Linked DNA regions of Homo sapiens: regions 2 and 3 are each linked to region 1. The links are chromatin contacts, found by Hi-C or POLR2A ChIA-PET in ENCODE. All regions are on one chromosome and are shown on one strand. Each heading gives the region's core, a stretch centred on a gene start or an enhancer-like site at or near the end of the contact. The rest is flanking DNA. Distances are from core to core; before and after follow the strand shown. Region 1 has its middle 33 kb from the start of ZNF774. Region 2 holds the start of LINC01585 (long intergenic non-protein coding RNA 1585). Region 3 has its middle 38 kb from the start of FURIN.

Evidence for each region. A loop is a pair of places that touch in the nucleus more often than their neighbours do. ChIA-PET counts read pairs that join two places held with the same protein, here RNA polymerase II (POLR2A). Pooled maps may share reads with other maps.
Region 2: a loop to region 1 is called in a pooled map, with 2.7 times the contacts of the local background. The contact joins the promoter of LINC01585 here to the enhancer-like site in region 1. A Hi-C loop is called at or near these places in 2 of 50 pooled maps. POLR2A ChIA-PET finds 5 or more read pairs at or near these places in 5 of 52 experiments (GM12878, HCT116, HEK293T and 2 more).
Region 3: a loop to region 1 is called in a pooled map, with 2.5 times the contacts of the local background. The contact joins two enhancer-like sites. A Hi-C loop is called at or near these places in 2 of 50 pooled maps. POLR2A ChIA-PET finds 5 or more read pairs at or near these places in 2 of 52 experiments (PC-9 and Panc1).

The regions. Positions count from the first base shown.
Region 1 is chr15:90,316,705-90,321,463 of GRCh38, reverse strand. No RefSeq gene overlaps it. Among named protein-coding and RNA genes, the nearest start is that of ZNF774, 33 kb to the left of the region's middle. RefSeq lists an enhancer at 1,301-1,410. Within about 2 kb of position 1,328, at least 6 of the 41 ENCODE cell types and tissues checked have a DNase peak (open chromatin) inside an H3K27ac peak, as active enhancers do.
Region 2 is chr15:90,658,891-90,663,058 of GRCh38, reverse strand. LINC01585 (long intergenic non-protein coding RNA 1585) reads right to left here and starts at 2,825. Exons shown (of 3, transcript NR_120371.1): 1 at 2,235-2,825; 2 at 1,576-1,666. All of the region lies in intron 2 of CRTC3-AS1 (CRTC3 antisense RNA 1), which reads left to right. RefSeq lists enhancers at 959-1,018, 1,679-1,728, 1,869-1,918, 2,141-2,669.
Region 3 is chr15:90,828,445-90,832,795 of GRCh38, reverse strand. No RefSeq gene overlaps it. Among named protein-coding and RNA genes, the nearest start is that of FURIN, 38 kb to the left of the region's middle. RefSeq lists an enhancer at 2,617-2,706. Within about 2 kb of position 2,760, at least 10 of the 41 ENCODE cell types and tissues checked have a DNase peak (open chromatin) inside an H3K27ac peak, as active enhancers do.

The DNA of each region.
Region 1 (4,759 bases), core at 79-2,578:
GGTTTCACCATGTTGGCCAGGCTGGTCTCGAACTCCAGACCTCAGGTGATCCTCCTACCTTGGCCTCCCCAAGGTGCTGGAATTACAGGCGTGACCCACCACGTCCAGCCTAATTGCAAATTAAAACATCTTTTTTACCAGTGCACTGATAAGAGAGATTTATAAAATTGTTTTCATTACTTTTGATTAGGGTGCAATTAGGTGTGCATTCCTTATGGTACTTGGTGTTGATAGTACACAATGATGCAAGCTTTCTAGGAAGTTTTTTGCAGCATGAATAAAAAGACTTGCAAATGTTTTTGACTCAGTAATTTCAATACTAGGTCTCTTATAAGGAAATAATCAGAAATATATATAAAAATATATAAGAATAGTCAATACAGCAAAAAACAAAATGATCAGTGTCTAAAAATAAGAAAATTATTACAAAATTACAATAGAACCCTATCATGAAAAAAGATCATTCAACCACTGCAAATAATGCTTATGAAGAATTTACAACGACATGGGAAAATACTCAACATACATTGCAGTACATGAAAAATCAGGACATGGACCTATATGTTTTATGTTTGCAACCATATAAAAATATGTGTACAATATATTCATATGTAGCAGATACTCTGCTGAAGATGTAACTTGTGAGTTTTATTTTCACTGCTTTTCCAAAGAATGCCAGAAAGTCTGCCCCCGGGTAGCTGACTCCCCACGGAGCTCCCCTTCCTCTAGGGAAAGTAAAAGGAATTTAGCTGTTTTAAGGGCTGGTCCTCCAACTGGAGACAATCAGGCTCTATTGTCAGAGAAGGTAGGGAACCCTTGACCTACCTTTATGTATGAAAGGCACACCAAGGATGCCTAAAAACCAATTGGAAGTCGCTCTTCGGGGAAGTTTGTAGCTCTATGGTCCGGGAAGGAATTAGAACAAGCCCATTTGGGAATGATAGTAGAGGAGTTAAAATTTTAAAAAGTAAAAATAGAACAAGCCCAGTCTGGTTTAAGGGTTGAAAACACCTGGGCAAGAAAGAAAAAGTTGTTATTGTCTGGAATGGGTGTTCCTCTGAGCCAGTCCTGACATAGTGCTGGGGCTGGCGGCGGGCTTGCGGGGCGAGGCTTTGCGGGGGCCTGAAAGGGCTGGGTACTATGAAGCCCTGGGAACTGGTAAGGACTCTGGATTAGCTAGTGCGGGGACAGAGGAAATTCTTCCTCTCTGGCCAGCAGTTACCGCCTTGGTGGGAACGCGCAGGAGCAGCGAAGAGTGACACCTTGTGGTGGTTAAGAGCAAGGGCAGAAACAGCCACAGACCACCGCTAGGGACTCCTGGGCTCCGCTCCAAAGGGTATGAATGTCCACAGGACTCCTTTGTGCATGACATATGCCTCAGGTTCCTGGGCAATCCCAGAGAAGGAGTAGCTCTAAGAAGGAGGTAATTGGCTAAGTCAGTAGTTAAAGGATAGAGCTAGTTTTTAGAAAAAGTTTTAAATGCATCTTGATTGTTATGGTACAGCTGGCCACTGCTGGGGCTCAGAAAACAATAGCCTAAAATGAGAACCTCAGCAGCAGCTTCGTAAGCAAACGTTTTCCTCTGACTTTCTCTTCCATGCCTTTCTCTCAGTACCATTCTCCCCTGCGGTTACCCATAGAAATCAGAGTCCCTTTTCCCTATAGTCAGCCATAAAACTTAAAAATGCTACTCTAGGCCGGGTGTAGTGGCTCACACCTGTAATCCCAACACTTTCGGGAAGCCGAGGTGGGCAGATGACATGAGGTCAGGAGTTCGAGACCAGCCTGGCCAACGTGGTAAAACCCCATCTCTACTAAAAATACAAAAATTAGCTGAGTGTGGTGGCGTGTGCCTGTAGTCCCAGCTACTTGGGAAGCTGAGGAAGGAGAATCGCTTGAACCCAGGAGACAGAGGTTGCAGTCAGCCGAGATCGCGCCACCGCACTCCAGCCTGGGTGACGGAGTGAGACTCCATCTCAAAAAAACAAAACAAAAAAATGACTCTAATTTCCCCTCCACCTTTCTGTGTCAAACTGCCCATAAAGAAACTAACTGGGCCGGCTACAGTGGCTCAGGCCTATAATACCAGCACTTTGGGAGGCTGAGGCGGGCAGATGACACAAGGTCAGGAGTTTGAGACCAGCCTGGCCAACGTGGTAAAACCCCATCTCTACTAAAAATACAAAAATTAGCCAGCCATGGTGGCGTGTGCCTATAGTCCCAGCTACTCGGGAGGCTGAGGTGGGAGAATGGCTTGAATCTAGGAGGTGGAGGTTGCAATGAGCCGAGACCATGCCACTGCACACTAGCCTGGGTGACAGAGCGAGACTCTGTCTCAAATAAAAACAAAACAAAAAAATTATCTAGGTGGGTGCAGTGGCTCATGCTTGTAATCCCAGCACTTTGGGAGGCAGAGGCAAAGGTTTAATTGAGCTCAGGAGTTCAAGACCAGCCTGGGCAATATAGGGAGACCCCCTGTCTTTACAAAAATAGAAATTAAAAAATTTGCCTGGTGTGGCGGTGCACCCCTGTGGTTCCAGCTACTTGGGAGGCTGAGGTGGGAGGATTACTTTAGCCCAGAAGGCTGAGGCTGCAGTATGCCGTGATCACGACACTGTACTCCAGCCTGGTGACAGAGCAAGACCCAGTCTCAAGAAAAAAAAATTATCTGACTTAACTTGTTTGACTGTAGATCATAAGACCTCCATTCCCGGCAGGTCCCTGCCCCTCACCCAGAAGGAAGGAATGCTGCAGAGAAAGTCCAAGAATCTGGAGAGACAGGCTGGGCTGGGTTTCCCCACTCAGTCTATTAGCAGTAGACCATATTCTTTCTGTCCATATATATATATATTTTATTTTATTTTATTTATTTTTTTATTTTTATTTTTTTTTGAGATGGAGTCTTGCTCTGATGCCCATGCTGGAGTGCAGTGGCACAATCTCAGCTCACTGCAACCTCTGCCTTCCAGGTTCAAGCGATTCTCCTGCCTCAGTCTCCCTAATAGCTGGGATTACAGGCACATGCCACCACACCCAGCTAATTTTTGTATTTTTAGTAGAGATGGAGTTTCGCCATGGATAGAGGTATTTTAACTGGGGTGAGATATATCTCATTGTAGTTTTGCTATGCATTTCCATTATGAGTAATGAGATGGAGGATATTTTCATAACTGTTGGCCATTTGTACGTCTTTTTTTTTTTTTTTTTTTGTCTGAGATGGGGTCTTGCTCTGTCACCCAGGCTGGAGTGCAATGGCATGATCTCAGCTCACTGCAACCTTCGCCTCCCGGGTTCAAGTGATTCTCCTGCCTCAGCATCCCAAGTAGCTGGGATTACGGGTGCCCACTACCATGCCCAGCTAATTTTTTTGTGTTTTTAGTAGAGACAGGGTTTCACCATGTTGGCCAGGCTGGTCTTGAACTCCTGACCTCAGGTGATCCGCCCCCCTCAGCCTCCCAAAGCATTGGGATTACAAGCGTGAGCCACCGCGCCTGGCCCAATCATATTTTTACATGGCTCTCCATACTTTGTTAAACCTAAGCATAAAAATGGACAATTCCACCTGTATCTTTGAATCTTCATTAATTGTATACTTGTTAAATAAATCTGTGTGCTTTTTCTCTTATTAACCTGTCTTTTCCAAGTTGATTTTTCAGGGAAACTTCAGAAGGCCAAGAAGAACTTATCCTCTTGGCCTCTACACCATACGCATATACATTAAAAAAAAAAGGGGCCAGGTGTGGTGGCACATGCCTGTAATCCCAGCACTTTGGGAGGCCGAGGCGGGTGGATCACCTGAGGTCAGGATTTCGAGACCAGCCTGGCCAACATGGCAAAACCCCATCTCTATTAAATTAAAAATACAAAAATTAGCCCTGCTACTCGGGAGGCTGAGGCAGGAGAATTGCTTGAACCCAGGAGGTGGAGGTTACAGTGAGCCGAGATCGTGCCGCTGGACTCCAGCCTGGGCAACAGAGTGAGACTATGTCTCCAGTAAATTAATTAATTAATTAATTAAAGTATGTAGAAATCAACCTCATTTTTTTTAAATGGCTGAATAGAATTCCAAGGTATAGATGTTCCATATGTTTTAAAGCTAGGCCTCTGTCCACAAACATTTAAATAATTTGGTTGTTTTTCTGTTTTTGGTTATAAATATTGCTGTAATAAACATTCTTGTACATATATTGGCATATTTTTGTGATTACATCTACAAGATATATTCCAATTTATACTAAAACCAACAGTGTGAAAGTGAATTATTTTCTTACCAACACCATTGTGAATTATTACACTTAAAAAAATTTGCCCATACCCAATACTATAGGATAAATATTATGTGTGCGTACATATATACATACATATATATATATATATATGCTTTCATTTGCATTTTAAAAATTATTAATGGGCTGGGCGTGGTGGCTCACGCCTGTAATCCTAACACTTTGGGAGGCCGAGGCGGGTGGATCACTTGAGGTCAGGGGTTTGAGATCAGCCTGTCCAACATGGTTAAACCCTGTCTGTACTAAAAAAAAAAAACAAAAAATTAGCCAGGCTTGAGGATTGCTTGCACCCACGAGCTGGAGGTTGCAGTGAGCCGAGATCATGCGACTGCACTCCAGCCTGGGTGACAGAGTGAGGCTCTGTCTCAAAAAAAAAAAAAGATTAATGGCTTGGCATGTGGTGGCTCACACCTGTAATCCTAACATTTTGGGAGGCTGAGGTGGGAGGATCGCTTGAGGCCAGGACTTTAAGA
Region 2 (4,168 bases), core at 1,576-4,075, 340 kb before region 1:
CTTACACTGTGAGCATCTCATTATGAGGACTGTGACTTTCATGTCTAAAGATGTGTATTTTTTGGCCAGGCACGGTGGCTCACGCCTGTAATCCCAGCAATTTGGGAGGCTGAGGTGGGCGGATCCTCTGAAGTCAGGAGTTCAGGACCAGCCTGGCCAACATGCTGAATCCCCGTCTTTACTAAAAATACCAAAAAAAAATTAGCCAGGCATGGTGGTGCATGCCTGTAATCCCAACTACCCGGGAGGCTGAGGCAGGAAAATCACTTGAATCCGGGAGGCAGAGATTGCAGTGATCGCGAGATCACTCCAGCCTGGGCAACAGGGCGAGACTCTGTCTCAAAAAAAAAAATAAAATAAAATAAATAAATAAATAAATAAATAAATGTATGGGTAATTTAAGGGATTTTCATGAGTAACTCTGTATGGGATAAAGTCTTACGTAGAGATTTTAGAATCACTCCTCCGATAAGATGTGACCCTATCATACTAGACTTGTCAACCACAGTGTCTGAGCGGCCATGGGACTTCTAATTGACTAAGGTAGGCAGACACATCTCCCTGAAGCTTCCAATTTATAGGCCACCTGGCAATCTATGGCATGGCTTGGTACAGACAGATAAGATGAGCCAATCATATTCCCCTTCTCTGGAATCTGAAATTGGGAATAACCAAAGGAAGAGGCACTTAGCCATGGAAACTGAGGCTTCATGAAATGCACTGTCATTTTTGCAATACCCTATTGGCTACACAGGTCAGCTCTATTCAATATAGGAAGGAACTTCATGGCACAATTCATTAATTTAACATTTGTTGAGCACCTATGATGTGCCAGGCACTGTTCTAGGTCCTGAGGATATGGTGATGAACAAGATCCCCACTCTCATAGCTTACCCAGCAGATGCCCTAGGCAGGCAATGAATAAATATATGAGCAAGATGAAAAGAGAATGCCAGAAAGCCCTGAAGTTTTGGAGCAAAGCCATGAACTCTTTTCACAACTATTTCCTTTTTGAAAAACATCTCTCCACTTGCTGTTGGGTTCTGTTGTTTGTGAGTGCAAGGATGGAAGAAGGCAGATGACGATGTTAAGCAGCCAAAGGGGTGGACTGTTCAGGCCATGGAGTTAGTGTAGCAGGAGATTAACAATAATAACTAAGGCTGGGCGCAGTGGCTCACGCCTGTAATTCCAGCACTTTGGGAGGCTGAGACAGGCAGATCATCTGAGGTCAGGAGTTTGAGACCAGCCTGGCCAACATGGTGAAATCCTGTCTCTACTAAAAATGCAAAAATTAGCCAGGCACAGTGGTGGGTGCCTGTGATCCCAGTACTTGGGAGGCTGAGGCAGAAGAATTGCTTGAACCCAAGAGGCGGAGGTTGCAGTGAGCCAAGATTGCACCACTGCACTCCAGCCTGGGCGACAGAGTGAGACTCCATCTCAAAAATAATAATAATAACTGATAATAATATAGAACAATTCTAACAATATACTGTGATAAAACTGATGTGAATGTGGTTTCTCTCTCTCTCTCTCTCTCTCTGTCTCTCTCAAAATGCCTTATTGTACTGCACTCACCTATTTTTAGATGGTGGTTGACCGCAGGTAACTGAAACCACAGAAAGCAAAACTGCAATGTGGGGGGGCTGCTTGCATGCTCCTTTCAGACCTGTTTGTGAGAGAGTTTTAACTGGAGGGTATCTAAATAATCAGAGAGTGGGAAGAGAAAGGGGTACTCACTTTTTATAGTTTTGTATTGTTTGTGAATGTTTTCTATTTCATATGTTTTGTAATTAAAGCCAAAAAGGGTAATGACAAAAAGGAAAAAAAATGCTATGTGTCTGGCTTTTGGGAAGTTATTAGAGGGAGTGGAAATTCTACCACCTCCTATTGCTAAATCTCATTAAAGTGCCCTTGAAATCAACCCAAACCAACTCTCAGGCACGGCCAGAACAACGGAGGCAGAGCAGAGCTCAGGATCCTGAATCCACACCCCCCGGCCACTCCTGGTGGGAAGAGAAGAAGGGGGCTCGTTTCCTGTGGTTCCCACCCTACCTGGCTGGAGAGGCTGATGTGGGGCGAGGTGTGACCACCAGTGCATGTAGGAGGCGGAGAAGGCAGTTTCTCCCACTGGCCGGTGCCCTGGGCCCAGCCCAGGACGGGGAACTAGGACAAGAGCCCAGCCCTCCAGCATCAGGTCTGGCGTGGCTCTGGGAGGAAGGAGGAAGAAAACTCACCCATGTCACCCCAAGTCATGGGGCATTTCCAGTGAGCACATACAGACTTAGGAACCCGGGAGAAAGCCTGGAGGCTAGAAAAGCTGAGACCACAGTCAGCTGGGCTGCAGATCTTTGCTCCGCCTTCCTCCAGACAGCACAAGTGACTCAGCCCTCCCCAGGGTGCTGCTTCTCGCTCTGACACCACGATTTGGCCTCCTCTCACTCACAACTCTATCTCCTCTCTGTGTCATTCCTCCTACTCAGGGCCGATAGTCAAAATATCAAACCACTAATAAAGCATGGGCACCTGCCAGTCAGACTACACACCAGCTGGGAACAATGGCTAGAGGTAGCAAATTGCCCCAAAACTTAGTGGCATGAAACAACAAACATTTGTTACATAACACACTAATGGGTCAGGAGTTTGGGTGGTTCTGGCTCAGGGCCTCTCATGAAGTTGTCAGCATGTCAGAGTTGGAACCATTTGAAAGCTTGGCTGGGGCTGGAGGATCCTCTTTCAAGGTGTCTCATTCACAAGGCTGTCGGCAGAAAGCCGCAGTGCCTCCCCAGTGTGTGGGCCTCTCCATAGGGCTGCTTGAGTATCTTCACAACATGGTGGCTGGCTTCCCCAGAGGGAGACATTTGAGAGACCAAGGCAGAGTCACAATGTCTTTTATGACCTATCCTTGAAAGTTATATACCGTCACATTGCAGCATCCTATTGGGTCAGCCCTAGTCAATGTGAGAGGGGCTACACAAGAGTGTAAATACAAGGATGCAAGGATCACTGGAGGATGTTTTGGAGGCTGGCTACCCCAGGTACTATATTATGTCCTGTTTAAAACTCTCTAATGGCTTCCCACTAACCTCAGAATAAAATCCAAATGTCTTACCATGATCTGCAAGGCCTGGCATGAACTGACTCCTACCTACTTTCCAATCTCATTATGTTCCTCTTTATTCACCTGCACTAAACTCCAAACACATCAACCCTCCCTACATCCATCAACATCTGAAGCTCATCCTTTACATTTTCTGCTCCCCGTGTCTAGAAGTCTCCTCGCCCAGATCTTTCTATGGCTAGTTCCTTCTCATTGTTTGGGTCTCAGCCTAACGTCACCTCCTCAGAGAGGCTTCACTGACCCCTTATCAAGTGTAGCCCTCACCCCACCTGTCACTCTGTCTTACATCACCTTGTGCTGACCTCCTCCTAGCACTGATCTCTATCTGAAAGTAATTTATTTGATTATTGCTTTTCTCCCTTCGTGTACTGGTAGGAGTCCTTAATTACAAGCAACAGACTGCTCTTTAGCTGCTTTTAAGCTACAGAGGAACCTATTAAAGGATAGGAGGTGCCTCATAAAATCTTAGCGAAATCAGAGAACCAGGCTCAAAGGCCATTTACCTGCACTGGTTCTTTCTGCTGCTGCCTCTGGGATCTGCTGTCATCCTGACAGAAAGGACTCCAGTCATCTGCTTCTCAGTGTCACTTAGCCTCATGCAGGAGCAGCCAACGGGTGGTGTCTTAAGTTGTATGCTGTGCCCAATCTTCAAGAGAGATGGGGAAAGGTTCTGGCTTCCATCATAAGCAGGTGTGAGTTCATAAGGTAGGAAATTCGCAAAATAGGAAGACTGTTCCATGGGCTGGGGAAGCCAAAGAGAGCTGATGCTATTTGGCCTCGACAGTCCACGCCTTTAGCTGCTTAATGTCATCAGCCAGCCTTCCTCCATCCTTACGCTTACTAACAGCAGAACCCAACAGCAAGCTGAGAGATGCTTCTCAATAAGAAAATAATTGGGAAAAGAGTTCATGGCTTTCGGGCCGGGCGCGGTGGCTCACGCCTGTAATTCCAACACTTTGGCAGGCTGAGGCTGGTGGATCACGAGGTCAGGAGTTCGAGACCAGCCTGACCAACACGGTGAAACCCCATCTCTACTAAAAATAGAAAAAT
Region 3 (4,351 bases), core at 1,511-4,010, 510 kb before region 1:
AGGTTTGTAACACTTTTACTTTAAAACCATAATTCTCCCAGTATTTAGTCTTTTTTTTTTTCTTTTTTGAGAAGGAGTTTCACTCTTTCTGCCTGCAACTTCTGCCTCCCGGGTTCAAGTGATTCTCTTGCTTCAGCCTCCTGAGTAGCTGAGATTACAGGCGCACGCCACCACGCCCAGCTAATTTTGTATTTTTAGTAGAGATGGGGTTTCACCATGTTGGCCAGGCTGGTCTTGAACTCCTGACCTCCAGTAATCCACCCACCTCAGCCTCCCAAAGTGCTGGAATTATAGGCGTGAGCCACCATGTCTGGCCGCCTTTTTTTTTTTTTTTTTTTTGAGATGGGGTCTTGCTCTGTCGCTCAGGCTGGAGTGCAATGGTGTGATCTCAGCTTACTCTAACCTCTGCCTCCCGGATTCAAGTGATTCTCCCTACTCAACCACCCCAGTAGCTGGGATTACAGGCACTGGCCATCATGCCTGGCTAATTTTTGTATTTTTGTACACAGAGTTTCGCCATGTTGTCCAGGCTGGTCTCAAACTCCTGAGCTCAAGTGATCCACCCATCCTGGCCTCTCAAAATGTTGGGATTACAGGCATGAGCCACCATGCCTGGCTATCAGCATTTAGCCTTATAATGAAATTGAAATAGATTCCATTCCATTCTTTTTTTTTTTTTTTTTTTTTGAAGCAGAGTTTTGCTCTTGTTGCCCAGCCTGGAGTGCAGTGGTGTGATCTTGGTTCACTGCAACCTCTGCCTCCCGGGTTCAAGTGATTCTCCTGCCTCAGCCTCCCAAGTAGCTGGAATTACAGGCATGCACCACCACGCCTGGATAATTTTTGTATTTTTATTTTTAATGTATTTATTTATTTTTGAGATGGAGTTTTGCTCTTCTTGCCCAGGCTGGAGTGCAATGGCGCGATCTCCGCTCACGGCAACCCCTGCCTCTGGGGTTCAAGCGATTCTCCTGCCTCAGCCTCCTCAGTAGCTAGGATTACAGGCATGCGCCACCACGCCCGGCTAATTTTGCATTTTTAGTAGAGAGGGGGTTTCTCCATGTTGGTCAGGCTGGTCTTGAACTCCTGACCTCAGGTGATCTGCCCGCCTCAACCTCCCAAAGTGCTGGGATTACAGGCTTAAGCCACCACACCCGGCCTTCCATTCCATTCTTTAATGACATTTTGTCCAGGTGCCTGAAGAGTTTTTTCTTTATCCTTAAAGTTCAGTAACTTGGCCGGGCGCAGTGGCACATGCCTGTAATCCTAGCACTTTGGGAGGCCGAGGCGGGCTGATCACCTGAGGTCGGGAGTTCGAAACCTGCCTGACCAACATGGAGAAACCCTGTCTCTGCTAAAAATACAAAAATAGCTGGGCATGGTGGCACATGCTTGTAATCCCAGCTACTCGGGAGGCTGAGGCAGGAGAATCGCTTGAATCGGGGAGGCAGAGGTGGTGGTGAGCTGAGATCTTGCCATTGCACTCCAGCCTGGCAACAAGAGCGAAACTCTGTCTTGAAAAAAAAAAAAAAAAAAGTTCACTAACTCAGCCAGTATGTTCCTATGTTGGTCATTGTGAATTTGCTTCCCTGGAGTAGTCATGCCCTCGCAGTCTGTAGAGTTGGTTCTTCGTTTCAGGAAGACTTTCTCTAAATAGCTTTTTGTTTCAGTTGTTGGATAATCTACTTCAGGGAGTGCAGTCACCCTGATGTTGGAAGGTCTGGGACCCATAATGGTCATTTTCTCTCTAATTGTTTTAATTTGTCTTTTTCTCTAAATTCACTGCAATTATTTCAAGTTTCTCTCCCACACTATTCCCTTGCTTTTCAGATGCATGTACTATGTTGTAACTCTGTTTTTAGATGTGTCATGGTCCTGTTTTGGTTAATGCGTTTCCTCCCCTCTGCAGTTTCTTTGCATTTCCTGATATATATATTTTTTTTGTCATCTCTCCTTTTTTTCTTTTCTTTGAGACAGAGTCTCGCTCTGTCACCAAGGCTGGAGTGCAGTGGTGCAATCTTGGCTCACTGCAACCTCTGCCTCCTGGGTTCACACCATTCTCCTGCCTCAGCCTCCTGAGTAGCTGGGATTACAGGCGCCCGCCACCACACCCGCCTAATTTTTGTATTTTTAGTAGAAACAGGGTTTCACCATGTTGGCCAGGATGGTCTCAAACTCCTGGCCTCAGGTGATCTGTCCGCCTTGGCCTCCCAAAGTGTTGGGATTACAGGCGTGAGCCACCGTGCCTGGCCTGTCATCTCTTCTTTGTGCTCTTTTCATTCAACTTTTTTTTTTTTTTTTAAGAAATGGGGCTTCACAAGGTTGCCCAGGCTGGTCTCAAACCCCTGGGCTCAAGTGATCCTCCCACTTGGCCCCCCTAGCAGGTGGGCCTGACAGGCGCGCACCACTGCACCCGGCTCGTGCTTTTTATACCTGGTTCATATTCTCATTCACTTTTGTCTAGCGCGAAGCTATCAGTTCCAAGAAAGCCACTCAGGTCCTTGGCTCTGCTGGCTTTCAGCTGTGCCCCTGTGTGATTTCCTTCCCTTTCCTGGCACTTGCGTGTAGGGAGGCGTTGCAAGTTTTTTTCATCTTGCTCGGTTAGCTAACTCCTGACGTTTTACTTGTTCTGCTACGGGAACCTTCCTGTCTTCCCCGAAGAAGGGCAGTTTTGAGGCTGCATTGTTTTCAGTTGGGTAGCCTGAGTGCGCAGAGGTGGGTGGGAAAGTCCCCCCGGCTGAGGCCACCCTGCTGGGGGCCACAGGTCTTCTCTGTCCTGTCATCCCCTAAACATCCTGTGCCCAGCCTTCTGCCCTACTCCTCACCCCAGCAGCTGAACACGATAGCCTTGGAGGTCCCTTCTCACTCTGTCACCCAGACTGGAGTGCAGTGGCAAGATCTCGGCTCACTGCAACCTCCGCCTCCTGGGTGCAAGCAATTCTCCTGCCTCAGCCTCCTGAGTAGCTGGGACCACAAGCGTACCATCACAGCCAGCTCATTTTTGTATTTTTAGTAGAGATGGGGTTTCACCATGTTTGCCAGGATGGTCTTGGATTCCTGACCTCAGGTGATCCACCCACCTTGGCCTGTTGGCTCACTCTTTTCCCAAAAATTTGTCATTGTTGTGCATGTGGTCAGGTATTGGGGTTGGGGAGTTCGCCCCTCATTCTGCCTTCTAAAGTCTGAACTCCCCTCCTCAGGAGGCTCTGCAAAATGCCAATCTCCAGGGCCTGTCCACCCCAAGAGCAGAGGTCCGTGGGTCTGGGTGGGACCTCTCCCTCCCGCCCAAGTGATGCACCTGAGCAGGCTTGGGGTTGAGAAGTGCAGACTCATCCACCAGGAGCATTTGCATTTTACTCAAATTAAAGAAATGCAGCCCTGCTTATGTAAGTCTATATGGCACTGAAATTGAACAGTCCTGGAATGTCCAAGTGGGTGGGCGGACTTGATTATCAGCTTCCAGTGAGGGTCATTCTATTGGTGAGGCCTCGAGGCACAGAGAGGCGAAGTGACTTGCCCAAGGTCACCCAGCATGTCGGCAACAGGCAGGTTTGAAGAACTGGAAATGGTGACTCCAGACCTGGGGGCTGGGATCAGGGTGGCCCACTTCAGGGAGCAGGAAGGTCTTAAAAATTTAATTTTAATTTTTTTTTTTTTAAGACGGAGTCTTGCTCTGTCGCCCAGGCTGGAGTGCAGTGGCGCAATCTCAGCTCACTGCAACCTCCACCTTCTGGGTTCAAGTGATTCTCCTGCCTCAGTTTCCCAAGTAGCTGGGACTACAGGCATGTGCCACAACACCCTGCTAATTTTTTCTATTTTTAGTAGAGAAAGGGTTTCACCATGTTAGCAAGAATGTTCTCGATCCCCTGACCTCGTGATCTGCCCACCTCGGCCTCCCAAAGTGCTGAGATTATAGGCATAAGCCACTGCACCAGGCTAAATTTTAATATTTTTTTTTGAGACAGAGTTCACTCTGTCCCCCAGGCTGGAGTGCAGTGGCATGATCTCGGTTTGCTGCAACCTCCACTTCCTGGGTTCAAGCAATTCGCGTGCCTCAGCCTCTCGAGTAGCTGGGACTACAGGCATGTACCACCACGCTCGGCTAATTTTGTATTTTTAGTAGAGATAAGGTTTCACCATGTTGGCCAGGCTGGTCTCTAACTCCTGATCTCTAGTGATCCGCCGGCCTCGGCCTCCCCAAGTGCTGGGATTATAGGCGCGAGCCGCCGCACCTGGCCAGGAAAGTCTTTTAGTATGAGGAACCCATTATCATTTCCGGGCCTCACAGAAGAAATGGTTGTGGCCTTCCCATGGGAACTTTTGATCTTGAACCTCACGGAGGGAGAATGGCCAG